2 separate regions of the Homo sapiens genome follow, and region 2 is linked to region 1. The links are chromatin contacts, found by POLR2A ChIA-PET in ENCODE. All regions are on one chromosome and are shown on one strand. The core of a region is the stretch at or near the end of the contact, and the rest is flanking DNA. Distances in the headings are between cores, read along the strand shown. Region 1 holds the start of ZNF718 (zinc finger protein 718). Region 2 holds the start of ZNF595 (zinc finger protein 595).

The links. ChIA-PET counts read pairs that join two places held with the same protein, here RNA polymerase II (POLR2A).
Region 2: POLR2A ChIA-PET joins it to region 1 with 86 read pairs in CD4-positive, alpha-beta T cell. The contact joins the promoter of ZNF595 here to the promoter of ZNF718 in region 1. POLR2A ChIA-PET finds 5 or more read pairs at or near these places in 22 of 52 experiments (A673, AG04450, CD4-positive, alpha-beta T cell and 15 more).

The regions. Positions count from the first base shown.
Region 1 is chr4:123,251-131,107 of GRCh38, forward strand. It overlaps ZNF718 (zinc finger protein 718), which reads left to right and starts at 1,251. Exons shown (of 4, transcript NM_001039127.6): 1 at 1,251-1,423; 2 at 7,538-7,664. The coding sequence starts at 1,421. It overlaps LOC124900641, which reads right to left and starts at 2,341. Exons shown (of 1, transcript XM_047416469.1): 1 at 1-2,341. The coding sequence starts at 1,998. The coding sequence ends at 1,522. RefSeq lists enhancers at 1,236-1,675, 1,966-2,165, 2,426-2,485.
Region 2 is chr4:49,354-57,210 of GRCh38, forward strand. It overlaps ZNF595 (zinc finger protein 595), which reads left to right and starts at 3,968. Exons shown (of 4, transcript NM_182524.4): 1 at 3,968-4,138. The coding sequence starts at 4,136. It also overlaps the pseudogene LOC105374377. RefSeq lists enhancers at 3,829-4,770, 4,771-5,711.

The DNA.
Region 1 (7,857 bases), core at 1-2,500:
ACAGCATCGAAGGGGACCCCAGTTGGTTGCCACTGCTGGCTGGGGTGGTCAGCTTTTATTCCACCTCCCATTTCCCCTTAATTGTGCCCTCCCGTGTTCCGTTTTTGTCCTATCACAGTGCCCTTTTTTCAATCCTCCCTGCAATTGGCTACTTTTAGGATCCTGCTGATTGGTGCATTTTACAGAGTGCTGATTGGTGCATTTTACAATCCCCTTGCTAGCTACAGAGCACTGATTGGTGCGTTTTTACAGAGTGCTGATTGGTACATTTTACAATCCTCTTGTAAGACAGGAAAGTTCTCCAAGTCCCCAGTTTACCCAGGAAGTCCAGCTGGCTTCACCTCTCAATTATATATTGATCACATATTAAAACAATAATATTTTGGATATAGTAGGCTAAAATTATCACAAACAATCTCACTTGTTTTTATTATTTTCGATGTGGCTAATAAAAAATTGAAAATTCACTAATAGCTAACATTTTATTTTTTAGAGGATTACTTCCTTCTTAAAATCTCATGTGTCCTACTCAAAAGACCAGAGGCCAGAAAGGTTATAAAACATTAAAATAATTGTCATTATATTGTTTCCGTTTGTGAACAAGTTTGTGTATGCACGCGTGCATGTGTACGTGTGTGTGCATGTGCGTGCATGCATGCGTGTGTGTATAATTTATATTATAAATGGACCTAACCTTACATACCACAAGGTTAAAAAAATGACCACTGGGCTGTACCAAGCCAAGCACAGAGATAACACCCCAGCCTGGGCCGGGCGTGGTGGCTCACGCCTTTAATCCCAGCATTTTGGGAGACATAGGCGAACAGATACCCTGAGGTCAGGAGTTCAAGACCAGCCTGGCCAACATGGTGAAACCCTGTCTCTGCTAAAAATACAGAAATTGGCCGGGTGTGGTGGTGGGCACCTGTAATCCCAGCTACTTGGGAGGCTGAGGAGAATCGCTTAAACCCGGGAGGCAGAGGTTGCAGAGAGCCGAGTTCGCGCCACTGCACTCCAGCCTGGGCGAGAAGAGCCAGACTCAAAAAACAAACACAAAAAACCTGCCTCAAAGTACCAGGAGGCCAGAGCCTGTCACTCTCGCCTCATTCAGTGCTGTGTATGGTTGCAACTTCTGTCACTCAAGGCCTGAGGCGGGAGACTTACAGCTCTATCCAATTAGAGCGCTGGATTGACAACTGCCGAATGAGGCGCGCAGCAGAGAGGAGGGTGCGGCATCCGGGATCTGGCGCGGCTTTTGCTTGTAGCTCCAGCCAGAGCTCGGTTAGGGCCTCATCGCTCTGCTCCCGCTCCTTAGGGAAGCCTCGGTGATTCTGCCACAGCCTCAGCCTCTGTGGCTCTGTGACCTGCCGGTATTGGATGATTCGTATCTAAGACTCTGGGACACTCCTGAAGTCGGGAAATGGTGAGTGTGCAGGGCAGGGCGTCCCAAGGCTGTGGAGGCCTCATCGGAACCGGCGGGAAATGGCGGCGGTGGGAGGAGTCTGTGAATGGAGTTCCCGCTCAGCCCTCTGTCCTCAGTCCCCTCCGGTGAGGGACCCGCGCTCTTGTCAGTCCCCGTACAGCGGCTCTGGCCCAGCCTGCAGCCCTCCTTGTGCAGCTCTGCGCCGGTAGCCCTGCACTTTCCCCGGGCTGTGGAGTGAGTAGGAGCTCATCCGGAAGACACCGCGGCGGCCTGCGCGGTGCCGGCGTGGGAGGAGCTGTGGTCCGGAATCCCGTCCCTACTTTACCCTGTTCAGAATGAGATTGAGGCCCCATCAAAACATGGAGTTCATGTGAGCAAACAGGACTTATTAATGGGAAAGCTCTGCCGTGGCTCGTGGTTTGGGGACTGCCAGCGGGTCTTGAAGGAAAGGCTTTTGTGAGGTGTGTGAGGAAGCGAAGCAAATCACCTGCCTGCGCCAACTTTGCCGCCAGTCCCCTTGCCCTGTGCGCCTCCTCCGCGTGGCTGTTCCTGAATACGCTGGTGTCTGTTCGCATCTTTTAGAATACGCTGGTGTCGGTGCGCACAGCGCTTCTCTTAGTTCTGTGAGTAGTTCTGCCACATTATTGAACTTGAGGAGGGTGTGGGCGTCCCTGGTTTGTAGGCAGGGGTTCAGAAATGAAGACGGGTGTCCAGAGGCAGGGACTGGCGTCTGCAGGAGAGCAGCTGCGGGAAGAGTGCTGAGCTTGTGGGGTCAGCGCTGACTCTGGGTGGTGTCGTTAGTGAGTTGCTGGACACCCCGTTGGGGTTGGAGCATTGACTGGTGTTGAGGAAACTCCGCAAGTTTTCTGTCAGAAGAAAGACATGGCCGAGTCTGGGTTGGAGGAAGTCACCTGGTGTCCGCAGGAGGCGCGGCCGGGTTCTGCACAGGCGCTGTCCCGCTGGGCACTGTCCTCTTCCTCCAGGCCTCCTCCCGGGGAGAAAGGGGACTGGGAACTTAGAGGAAAGCAGTTCTAAGAAACATCCCTTCCCCGCATCCTGCTGCCAGCCCCCACCCAATGCTAACCCACTCCTGAGCACGCCCACTGGGCATTCGCACGGCCACACCTGGCCTAAGACAGGGTTCTACCCTCAGGAATTGTGCCCATGGCAGTTTTGCTCCTACAGTTTTCTGCCAAAAGCACACGCAGTGCCCAGAAGACTCCTGGCTCATCTCAACCCCAGATCTGTTTAGCAGGAGCCCGTTTCCTTCTCCAACCCAGGCTTCTGGACCATCTGATCTTAATCTCCTATGCCTTTATGGACTCAGGAATCAGTCAGTGCGTAGCCCTGCCTGGGCCTGTACCTGTAGCACAAACCAGTCCTTTCATCAGTTGTGCCCTGCCCCCACCCCATGGCTCTTGATAGCTCCTTGCTGTCTTGTGCTTTTTCCTTCCCCACAAATCCTCTTTTCTGTGCATACAGTGTGCCCAAGTTCATCCCTTACGTGCCTACAAGAATTCAGACGTTAGGGAATTCAAGACCATGCCTTAGACCTGGCTGTTGTAGGAGCAAATACAAATTAGAAGAGGCTTAATGATTTCTCTTTAGAGTGAGGGAAGAATTTTTGCTCTTCTCCCTTTTCTTAAAGCATTTAGGTGGAAAATTTTTATAATTATTTTCACCAGTTTTTGAAATATATGTAAATCATTTTTATCAGTTAAATAGGTCATTTGTCTTTTTTGACTCAGACTTGTCTTTATCTAGGACTTGGGAACTATTGCTTTGAAATGTGAATAGCAAGAATATATCCCACAGTTTCTGTAGGAGGGTGGGAGGCTGCCTTCAGCAGGTACCTGGCTCCACATTGTGGGTCTACGTCCTGTCATGAAGATGTGGGAAGTTTATTTTTCTTTTGAATATTACCAATTAGAAAACCCAGATTACCTCCCAAATTACTAGGTGAAATAATAAACTGTGTAAATGGTGCTTTCAAGTCTTCTACTTAAGAACTAATGGTGACTTTTTTTCTGTGTTTGCAGTCTCTTAGTAGATTGCCTGTGATGCACATCACATTTTGGTTTAATTATATAACAAAACATTTTCTTGCTGTTCTATTATGGTGGAAAATTTTTTTAGGATTGGAGATAATTTTTCTCTTTTTTTTTTTTTTTAAGACGGAGTCTTCGCTGTGTCGCCAGGCTGGAGTGCAGTAGTGCGATCTCGGCTCACCGCATTCTCCACCTCCCAGGTTCAAGCGATTCACCTGCTCAGCCTCCTGAGTAGTTGGGATTACAGGCGCGCCACCACACTCAGCTAATTTTTTTGTATTTTTAGTAGAGACGGGGTTTCGCCATGTTGGCCAGGATGGTCTCCATCTTCTGACCTCATGATCCACCGGCCTTGGCCTCCCAAAGTGCTGGGATTATAGGCGTGAGCCACCGTGCCTGGCTGAAAATTTTTCTTTTAGTCATATTTTCCATGCACTGTTTAGAAGTACTGGACGTTATATACAAAGTGCCCACCAGGCTTCACTTGAGAGAAAAACCTTTCTTCTCAGGATTCCAGCCACAACCCACAATTGTATGACAAAGTGCAGCAAGGTGCTCCCCAAATCTGCAAACAAAATAGTCTCTCTATTTGGGATCTACAGTCCCTTCTAGAGCAGTTAGACTAGATTTCTACAAAAATCACTTCAGGACAGCAATCAGTTATTTCACCTCCTTCAGTGCTCCTGTCATCTTCAGATCTGACACGGATTCAGAGATCACGGGGCCCATAAACCCAACCAGGATCATACATGTGCATTGATTAAACTTGAGAACTTCAATTCTCTCCCTCCTCCCTTTGCCCAAATGCCCGCAAATGTGCATAGCTCACCAGCCCTCCAAGACCTAAATGTGCAGTTCCAAATTCTGAATTTATTTTCTGGGATTTGAGAGAAGAAAAGAACTTTTATTTGAGAAATACATGTTCTTTTAATGATCAGACCCAGAGACTGGTTAAAATGAGACCACAGTGATGTACTGTTCCCGTCTTTGAACTATTTGTCTTTTGAAATTGCTTGCTATTGGCACAAGTGGCTATAAATTAACCTAATAATGCCACACTGGACACTATAATCCACACCCAATAGCTTAACAATGTATATAACCAATCACTAACCAATGTTACTTCTGTAAATAAGAATTCCTGACAACTTTCTATCCTGCCTTCCTTTTTGCCTTTACAAATATACTTGTAATTGGAGTGTATATTCAGGTAGCTTTATACTCCAGGATTGCAGTCTTCAAGCTTTGGCCCCAGAAAACTCTCTACTTATATTATGTTTATCCCAGTATTTCCTTTTAGGTCAAAATATTCTTAAGAATGTGTTGAAGGAGCCTCCATGAGGTGATCTCTCCTCTGGTTTTACTCTGCTTACTCTAACCCCTAAGAATGTAGAGGCACATTGATCCCACCTAGAATCTGCATACAAAAGTTGGCCTCTGCCTGGGATTCCCAACACTGGACCAGACTTTGGGTTGAAGACATACGAAAAACTCACAGAAGACATTTTCTGCATCATGAGAGGTCAATGTAGACATCTTAAGCCCCATTTTTAGAGTGGGGCCCTTTGAGTTTTCCAGATCTTGTTCAGTGACCTGCTACAGCTGTGTGAGAGGCTTCTGATGGGAACAGAATCCTGTGGCAGAATCTTTAAGTGTAAACAAGCATCTTAGCAGTGGGAGGTAAGGCCACAAAATATCCAGAGCCTTAATGACAACCATAATCACAAGTGTACCTTCCTCCTCTATACTGTGTTATGGGAGTAGAGTACTTTTGTCCTTCTTCTTACCTCAGAGTTAGCTGATCAGGGACAGGGGATATCACATCTGGAGCCAAGATGTGCAGGACCACCAGGACAGCGCCATTTTCTGTTTGCACCACACAAAGTCAGCCTGAGTGTCTCCTCCGTGGATCACTATGAGGGCATCATTACTCAGCATCTTTGAGTAATGAGACATTTGAGGATGTCATGTGCAGACTGGGGTCAGTCTGACAAGGTCTAATTCTGCTCCCATTTCAGAGGAAGATAAGTGACTCATGCAGGGTTTGTTCCTCCCCTCACAGAAAGAATCTCCTTGGTTTGTACCCAGATAAGAATTGCTCCAGTTTTCTGGTTCTTTGGTGAAAAATGAGGAATCTGGAGACTCAAACTGATCAATAAGCTAATTGCTTCTATTTCATATGATCATTAGAAAAAGACATAAAGCAGTCATGGTCCCTACCATCAAGGAACTTGCAGTCTAGAGCACATGAATAAATGATTGAATTCAGCATCGTGTGTTCAGTACAAAGACAGAAACTGTATGGAGACTTAAGCTTAATTTGTGTTACTTCCCTTTTATTGTTTTGTGAGTTTTAATGCCACCATCTGATCAGCTGTTCATTGACAGAAGAGAAATTGTTGTTATTATTTGTGTTGTTTTTACCTTGCTAAGAATAAATAATTAGCTTCTAATATAATTGGTCTAGAAAAACATAAGGGTTTTGGTTAAATTCCTTGTTATTGTGTGTTATAATGTTATAAAATAGGGAATTAGCTAAAATAGATTAAGATACAGAAACTCTGGGAATCAAATTTCTCTTGGGCAGGCTTAGAAAAGACAAAACTGAAAATACTTACGGGCATAGAGAGCAGATGCCTAGGGCCCACCTTCTGTCCCAGTTCTGCCCAGATCCACCCTCTGCTGAACCTTGTCCAGGTCTTACCCCACACTGAAATCTCTCACAGAACTGCTTAGAGGAGATCAGAGTTTGGGGTGGCTACCCCTACTGCCTCTCCAGAGCTGGTGCTCACAATTTCCTGATACCCAAAAGCAGATAAATGAGGAAAAGCAATATACTTTTGTGCCTTAAATTCTTTTTTATAAAATTAAAGTCAGTGTTTCTAGAGACATCCTATCCAGCAACCTGTTCCCCATCTCTGCAGTTTCAGTGGTTTTTTTCACAAGTCTCATAATAACTACAAACACAAAAATAAAAAATTCCTCTGAATTGCACTTAGCACTTCCTTTCTGTATCTGTCCCGTCTCTCTATATTGAGCTATTATTCTACGCATTTAAAAAAAAAAACAATGATAAGAAAACAGAAGAACAAATAGAAATGCTGGGGCCCTGCATTTAAATCCTGGGAAGCATGGGACTACTTTTCAGGATGTTATAGTATTAACACACATAATGTGAACTTCCCAGCACACTGCTCTATGGCATACTTCTGAGCACATAGTACATGCTCTATAAAGATTGCATTGATGCATATACACGTTTTTCAAATGCAGACTTACTCAGACTTGCCACCATCTTCCGCCTCTGTAAACATTAAAGGGCTTGCAGAGAATGCCGTATTTCAAGATGATGATTGGTGGTCTTGTCTTCGGATGTAAAGTATTTGTGTCGTGATAAGGGTGTTGCAGTGAGGGACTCATGCTGTGACTGCTTTTTCTAGCTGAGTGGTATAATGGGTCTAGGGGGAGGAGTGTCAGCAATAAGAAGACTTGCAATAACAGGAGACTTGCAATAAGAAGCTAATTCATGGACCCTTTTCAAACCTGCAGAATTTTGTTACTTACAGTGAGGCTTTGAATACCAAATAATTTATATGCATTTTGAACCTTAGAGGCAATGCTTGGCTGAGTGACTCTTAGCCCAGTCTTGCAGTAGAATTACATGGACAGTCTGAAGAGAAACCATAACGTGTGCCCTCCCCACAGATCCTGTCTGTTTTTCTGGGTGGAAAAATTCCTGTTTTTGGTTAGGCGCGGTGGCTCACGCCTGTAATCCCAGCACTTTGGGAAGCCGAGGCAGGCGGATCACGAGGTCAGAAGATGGAGACCATCCTGGCCAACATCGTGAAACCCTGTCTCTAATAAACAAAAATTAGCCAGGCATGGTGGCGGGTGCCTGTAATCCCAGCTATTCGGGAGGCTGAGGCAGGAGAATCACTTGAGCCTGGGAGGTGAAGTTTGCAGTGAGCTGAGACCGTACCACTGCACTCCAGCCTGGGCAACAGAGCGGGACTCCGTATTAAAAAAAAAAAAAGAATTCTGTCACTTGATAAATGTGTATTTTCAGGAACTCTTAACATTCAAGGATGTGGCCATAGAATTCTCTCCAGAAGAGTGGAAATGTCTGGACACTTCCCAGCAGAATTTATATAGAGATGTGATGTTGGAGAACTACAGAAACCTGGTCTCCCTGGGTAAGGATAACTTTAATATGTAATTCCTAATACTTTTTCAGAATTTCATTTTCTTCCTTTGTAGAATGTCTCTTGAGAGCTTCTGCTTTGCATGAATTAATTTCAGTTCCTTCACGAAAAAGTTGGGAGTTTGGTGGTATAAAAAATAAAATCTTTAGGATGTTTCATCTTTACATAAACCTTCTTTTGAGCT
Region 2 (7,857 bases), core at 2,718-5,217, 71 kb before region 1:
CCTATAGGTATAATTATAGGTCAGCATAATTTTACAGTCTATTCTTTTATTTTACTAAATTAGGAATGCCACTATTCCCGGACAAATAAATGCAGGTGATGTGGCCACCCAAGAATCATAGTAGCTCTTCAGTTAGCTATCTTGCAATCTCTGATATAATTCTACTATGTGAATAGAGTGAATTCCAATTCTTCATCAAAAAGTGCTGGTGGAGGTTGTCAGGTGTGTTCCAGTATAGATTCCCAATCCAACGGCCGGCAGATGGGAGAGCAGCAGAGATGGAAATTCTGCTCAGAATAAGCCCTCTTTCTCATAATACTTGTATTTCTCATGCTGAGAGTAGCTGTGCACTTTTGGTGTTTAGAGAAGAACTTCTTTGGAAGAATATTTTCTGGTCAATTTGACCAATGTTACATGTAATCTGAATTTGTCTTTAAGATTCTTTCAACCTCTTTTCTTCTCTCAATACGGTTTTACTCAGACTGAGAGCTGTCTTTCTCTTCAATGCTTTGGGAATTCAGTGCTTTGTGTCTAAGCCCTATTAATATCACATGGTGTCTGTGAGTGAGGGGGGCTGTCACCGTGAGAACTCCTGGAGCTGCTCTATCTAGATCCATGCTATGTATCCAGCAATATTCTTTTTGTGTCAGTATTATAAATAGAAACTGAGGCTGAAACATTGCTCCCGTTTCCCTTATTGCAAAAGTGCAATTCTACCCAAGAGCCCTGCAGGCTCTCCTCCTGCAGCTCAGGGACCCCGCTCTGTAATGTAAAATGTGGGGACCCCACTCTCTAATGTAAAATGTGAGCTGCCAGCTGTGGGCTGTGCCTCAGTGGTAGATGGCAGGGTTTGGGAGAGGACACAGGCCACCAGGAGAGGGCAAGCAGAATTGCTGCAGCCCAGGGCTTAGTGAGTAGGGATCCATTGCTTTGAAATATAAATAGCCGGCCGGGCGCGGTGGCTCATGCCTGTAATCCCAGCACTTTGGGAGGCCAAGGCGGGCAGATCACAAGGTCAGGAGATCGAGACCATCCTGGCTAACACAGTGAAATCCCGTCTCTACTAAAAATACAAAAAAATTAGCCAGGTGTGGTGGCGGGCACCTGTAGTCCCAGCTACTGGGGAGGCTGAGTCAGGAGAATGGCGTGAACCCGGGAGGCAGAGCTTGCAGTAAGCCAAGATCGCACCACTGCACTCCAGCCTGGGCGACAGAGCAAGACTCTGTCTCAAAAAAAGAAAAAAAAAGAAATATAAATAGCCAAGATGATAGTACCCTATCTCACTCTTTCTGTACGAGATGGAGGGTGACTTAGAGCCACTTAGAGCCACTTACAGCTGAAGGTAAGGTAGGCTTACCTGCAACAGGCACCTGGCTCTAAGTTGCAAAACTGCCTCCTATCATGATGTTGGAAGTTTATTTTTTCTTTGCATATAACCAACCAGCATACACAGAAGGCCTCCCCAATTACCAGGTGAGTTTAAGATGAACTATGTATAACAAATGGTTTGTACAGAAGGGAGGCAGGAGAATGGGGTATGGAGGCAGAGAACTTAAGGCCAATTTGTGCTGACTTCCTAAAAGAAAAAACACCAAGGTCTGGAGGCAGGAAACCTAAGGCCAATTAAGGCAAACTTCCAACAGCTAAACCAAAAGAAAAAGTCCCATCTCCCCACACCTGAATAGCAAAGGATCAAAGGCTACTGTCCCTACAACCCTCCCCTTTCTACCACTTCTCAGGTAGAAAGGGAAAGTGCCTTGGAGTGGCTGCAGGCCAAGCACCTGCATTCCTTCATCCGCATAGCGTGCCAATTCTCCTAAGCCTTTAATTAGCCACAGACCAAATCCTTAATCCATATCAGTGGTAGCTGATAGGGACCTCAAAAGGAGTACTAAAAACCCAGAAAACTTCGTAACTGGGTCCTTGAGCCACTTGCTCAAGCCCATACCCACCCTATTTCTTACCTTAATAAATTTCCGCTTTTGATGCTTCCTCCCTCTGTTTTGTTCCTTTGTTACTTTGTGCATTTTGTTCAATTCTTTGTTGCCAAGGACCTGGACAACTCACACTCACGGCCTTCGTTCTGGGAACAGAAGTGCAGTTAGATGTGGATGCATGTGATTGGTGCTTAAACTCACAGTGCCCCACACCAAAGGAGAAAAACACATAGTTACAGCCTGTGTGTCCAAATTAGGTCCAGATTAGGTCCAAGGACAAATAGCAAAACAAGAAGATTGCCTTTAATCTTTTCCCTCCACTTCTAAACTCTGGAGGACAAGGCTGTGAAGAGATCTGAAGACATGGTGTTCTCTGCTTGTGTGGCCCCAACATTCTTTGTTTGCTGTCTGATATTTGAAAGGAAGAGGAACCTTTGATAGAGGAGGCAGTCGGACGCTGGTTAGGCAGATAGAGAGAGGGCCTGGGGAGAGGAAAAACACGTGTGGGACCGCACCTGCACCACCTCTGTAGCTAGCAGGAAGAAATGTGGTTAAGAACTTCCTCTTATGCCAGGATGTTGCTCCAAAGGGACTGTCCCAACTTAGCACAGGCGCAATAAATCAACCCAAATGTCCTTAACTTGACCCAGCTCATTATAAGGTCATTAACATGACATTAGCATTGTGGTTTTGGCTCTCCTCGTGTAAGTTTCGCTTAGGCACTCATGGGTAATAACCAAAATGGAGTCACTGTGGCCAATCCCAGGCATGCGCAGATGCAACACCCTTAGTGAGGAACTTTACCCCTCCCATTTGGGCAGAACCCACAGAAGACATACTTGTTCTTGCCACATAAAAGACCCAGACCTCAGCCTCATTTCTGGCAACCTGCTTTCAGGTCCCCTCTTGCTTCTGAGAGCTTTCCTTTTGCTTAATAAATCCTACTCTGCCTTGCTCACTCTCTGGTATCCGTGTGCTTCATTCTTTTTGGTCGTGGCACAAGAGTCCCGACCTGGCTGAACCGAGGAGACCACCACACCTCCACCAAACAGCAACTGGGAAACCGTGGTCTTCACGTGGATACTCTCAGCTTGCAGCCCCTGCTCTCTCTAGGGGCACTGTCCCACCCACCCTTGAGCCTGAGGAGAAAAGTTGGTAGAGAGGCTGGTCCCTTACTTCCAGCAGAAAAGAGGTGTTCAGGCCCTCACTTCCCTAAGGGAAGAGAGCCCTCATGGCTGCGCTCAATGTGGCAGCCACCTGCCATATGTAGCTACTGGGTACCTGGAATGTGACTGGTTTGAAGTAAAATGTGCTGCAAACATAAAATACACAGTGAGTTTAGAAGAATTAGATCAGAAATACATAAAATACACAGTGAGTTTAGAAGAATTAGATCAGAAATATACTTTATTTCTAATTATATATCAATCACATATTAAAACAATATTTTGATACAATGAGTTAAAAATTATTACAAACAACTTCACTCTTTAAATATTATTTTTGACGTGGCTAATAAAAACGCAAAATTCACAAATTAATATTTTATTTTTTAAAGGATTGCTTCCCTCTTAAAATCTCAGGTGTCCTACTCAAAAGACTAGCGGCCAGAAGGGTTATGAAATCTAAAATATTAAAATAATTGTCATTATATCACTTCCGTTTGTGAAAAAGTGTGTGTGCATGCATGTGTGCATGCGTGTGTGTGCGCGCGTGTGTGTGCGCGCGTGTGTGCACGTCTGTGTGTAAGTGTATTTTACAAGTGGACATAACCTTACACACAACAAGGTTAAAAAAAACACCCCTGGGCTGCGTCAGGCCAAGCCGGGAGAGAAAGCCCCGCCTGAAAGGGCCTGGAGGCCCCAGCCTGTCACTCTTGCCACATCAGTGGAGTGTATGGTTGCAAATTCTGTTACTCAAGGCCCGAGGGCGGGGATTGGAGTAATATCCAATCAGAGTGTCGGAATGAGAACTGCCCAATCAGGCCCGCAGCCAGAGAGGAGGGGTTGGCTTCCGGGATCTGGCGCGGCGTTTTCCTCTGGCTCCTGCGAGGGCTTGGTTTAGGGCTTCAGCTCTCTGCGTTCTCGGCTCCGGGAGGCCTCGGTGATTCAGCCACAGCCTCTGCCTCCCGTTGCTCTGTGACCTGAGGGTATTGGACAATTTGTAGCTAAGACTCCCGGATACCCTGAAGTCGGGAAATGGTGAGTGTGCGGGGCAGGGCGTCCGGAGGCTGGGGAGGCCTCATCGGAACCGGCGGGAAATGGCGGCGGCGGGACCGAGTCTGCGAACGGAGTCCCCGCTGCCGCCTCTCAGCCCTCAGTCCCCTCCGGTGACGGACCGGGCTCCTGTCGGTCCCCGCACGGCGGCTCTGGCCCAGCCTGCGGCCCTCCTTGTGCAGTTCTGCGCCCGCAGCCCCGCACCTTCCCTGGGCCGCGGGGTGAGGAGGAGCTCATCTGGAAGACGCCGGCGCCCGCGTGCGAGGTGCCCGCCTGGGAGGAGCTGTGGTCCGGGGGTCCGGTCCCTACTTTACCCTGTTCGGAATGAGATCGAGGCCCCATCGAAACAAAGTTCATGTGAGCAAACGGGGTCTCATTAATGGGACAGCGTCGGCCGCGGCTCCTGGTTTGGGGACTGCCAGCGGGTCTTGAAGGAAAGGCTTTTGTGAGGTGTGTGAGCAAGCGAAGCAAATCACCCGCCCGCTCCAACTATTCCACCAGTCCCTTTGCCCTGTGCACCTCCTCCGCGTGGCTGTTCCTGAGTAACATCTTTTAGAATACGCTGGTGTCGGTGCGCACGGCGCTTCTCAGTTCTGTGAGTAGTTCTGCCACATTGCTGAACTTGAGGGTGTGGGCGCCCCTGGTTTGTAGACAGGCGTTCAGAAATGAAGACGGGTGTCCAGAGGCAGGGACTGGCGTCTGCAGCGGGAGCAGTTGTGGGAAGAGCGCTGAGCTTGTGGGGTCTGCGCTGACTCTGGGTGGTGTCGTTAGTGAGTTGCTGGACACCGCGTTGGGGTTGGAGCATTGACTGGTGTTGAGGAAACTCCGCACGTTTTCTGTCAGAAGAAAGACATGGCTGAGCCTGGGCTGGAGAAAGATGCCTGGTGTCTGCGGGAGGCGCGGCCGGGTTCTGCATATGTGCTGTCCCGCTGGGCACTGTCCTTTTCCTCCAGGTCTCCTTCCGGGGAGAGAGGGGACCCAGAACAAAGAGGAAAGGAGTTCTGAGAAACATCCCTTCCCTGCACCCTGCTGCCAGCCCCCACCCAATGCTAGTCCACTCCTGAGCACGCCCACCGGGCATTCGCATTGCCCCACTCTTCCCAGTACAGGATTCCACCTCAGGAATTGTGCCCATGGCAGCTTTGCGCCTAGCGTTTTCTGCCAAAAACACACGCAGTGCCCAGAAGTCTCCTGGCTCATCTCAACCGCAGACCGGATCTACAGCAGGAACCTGCTTCCTTCACCCACCCAGGCTTCCGGACCACCTGATCCTAATCCCTTCTGTCTTTGTAGACATGGAATCAGAGCGTAGCCCTGCCTCGGCCTGTACCTGTGGCACAAACCAGTGCTTTAGTCAGTCCTGCCCTGCTCCCACTCATGGCTTTTTTTTTTTGAGATGGCGTCTTGCTCTGTTGCCCAGGCTGGAGTGCAGTGGCGTGATCTCGGCTTACTGCAAGCTCCGCCTCCCAGGTTCACGCCATTCTCCTAACTCAGTCTCCCGAGTAGCTGGGATTACAGGCGCCCGCCACCATGCCTGGCTAATTTTTTTTTTTTTGTATTTTTAGTAGAGACGGGGTTTCACCGTGTTAGCCAGGATGGTCTGGATCTCCTGACCTTGAGCCCTCCCGCCTCGGCCTGCCAAAGTGCTGGGATTACAGGCGTGAGCCACCGCGCCCGGCCTCCCACCCATGGCTGTTGATAGCTCCTTTCTCTTCTGCTTTTTCCTTCCCCACAAATTCTCTTTTCTGTGTACACGGTGTGCCCAAGTCCATCCCTCAGGTGCCTATGAGAATTCAGACGTTAGTGAGTTCGAAACCAGGCCTTTTGGCCTGGCTGTTGTAGGAGCAAACACAAATTAGAAGAGGCTTAATGCTTTCTCTTTAGAACGAGGGAAGAATTTTTGCTCTTCTCCTTTTTCTTAAAGCATTTAGTTTGAGAACTTTTATATTTAAATATTTTCTCTGCTTCTTTGAAATATATGTAAATCATTTTTATCAGTTAAATAGGTCATTTGTCTTTTTTGGCTCAAAATTGTCTTCATCTGGGACCTGGGAACTATTGCTTTGAAATGTAAATAGCAAGAATATACACCCTATTTCACAGTTTCTGTAGGGGACTAGGAGGCTGCCTTCAGCAGGTACCTAGCTCCACATTGCAAATCTACATCCTGTCACGAAGATGTGGATGTTTATTTTTTCTTTAATGATTAGAAAAAATTAGAAAACCCAGATGACCTCTCAAATTACATGATGAAATTATAATAAATTGTGTATGACAAATGGTGCTTTCAAGGCTTCTACTTGAGAACTAATTATGGTGACTTTCTGTGTTTGCATTTTCTTAGATTGCTTGTGATGCACATCATATTTTGGTTTAATTATACAACAAAACATTTTCTTGCAGTTCTGTTACTGTGGAGACTTTTTTAGGATTGCAGATGATTTTGCTTTTAGTTATATTTTCCACACACTGTCCAGAATTACCAGATGTTATACACAAAATGTCGAGCAGACTTCACTTGAGAAAACATTCTTTCTCAGGATTCCAGTCACAACCTGCAATTGTGCGGCAAAGTGCAGCAAAGTATTTCCTAAATCTGCAAACAGAATGGTCTCTCTCTTGGCATCTACAGTCCTTTCTAGAGCAGTTAAATTTCTACAAAAATAACTTTTCAGGACAGCAGTCAGTTATTTCACCGCCTTCAGTGCTCCTGGCATCTTCCGTTCTGACACTGATTTCAGAGATATGGGGCCCATAAACCTAACCAGATTCACACATACGCATCGATTAAACCTGAGAAATTCTGCTCCCTCCCACCTCCCCTTGCCCACATGCCCACAAACATTTGGCATGGGCCACATTGTGGCCCACAAACATAGCTCACCAGCCCTCCAAGACCTAAATGTGCAGTTCCAAATTCTGAATTTATGTCCTGAGATTTGATAAAAGAACTTTTATTTGAGAAATACAAGTTTTTAGATTTATCAGACCCAGAGATGTGTTAAAATGAGACCACACTCACATACTGTTCTCCTCCTTGAACTATTTGTCTTTTGAAATTGCTTGCTATTGCCACAAGTGGCTGTAAATTAACCTAATAATGCCACACTGGACACTATGACCCATACCCTATAGCTTAACTATGTATATGGCCAATCACTAACCAATGTTACTTCTATAAACCAATAAGAATTTCTGACACCTTTCTATCAATCTCCTCTCTGACTTCCTTTTTGCCTGTAAAAATATGCTTGTAACTGCTTCTAATTGGAGTGTATATTCAGGGCAACTTTATACTCCAGGATTGCAGTCTTCAAGCTTTGGCTCAAATAAACTCTCTACTTATGTTTACCCCAGCTTTTTCCCTTTAGCTCAAAATATTCTTTAGAATATGTTGAAGGAGGCTTCATGAGAAGGTCTTTCCTCTGATTTTACTCTGTTTCCTGTAACTCAAGAATGCAGCACACATTGATCTCACCTAGAATCTGCACATAAAAGCTGGCTTCTGCCCAGGATTCACAAGACAGGGCCAGACTTTGGGTTGAAGAGATACAGAAAAGTCACAGAAGGTGTTTTCTGCATCATGAGAGGTCAGCATAGACATAAGCCCCACTTTCAGAGTGGAGCCCTTTGAGTTTTCCAGATCTTGTCCAGTGACCTGCTACAGCTGAGTAAGAGGCTTCTGGTGTGAACACAATACTGTG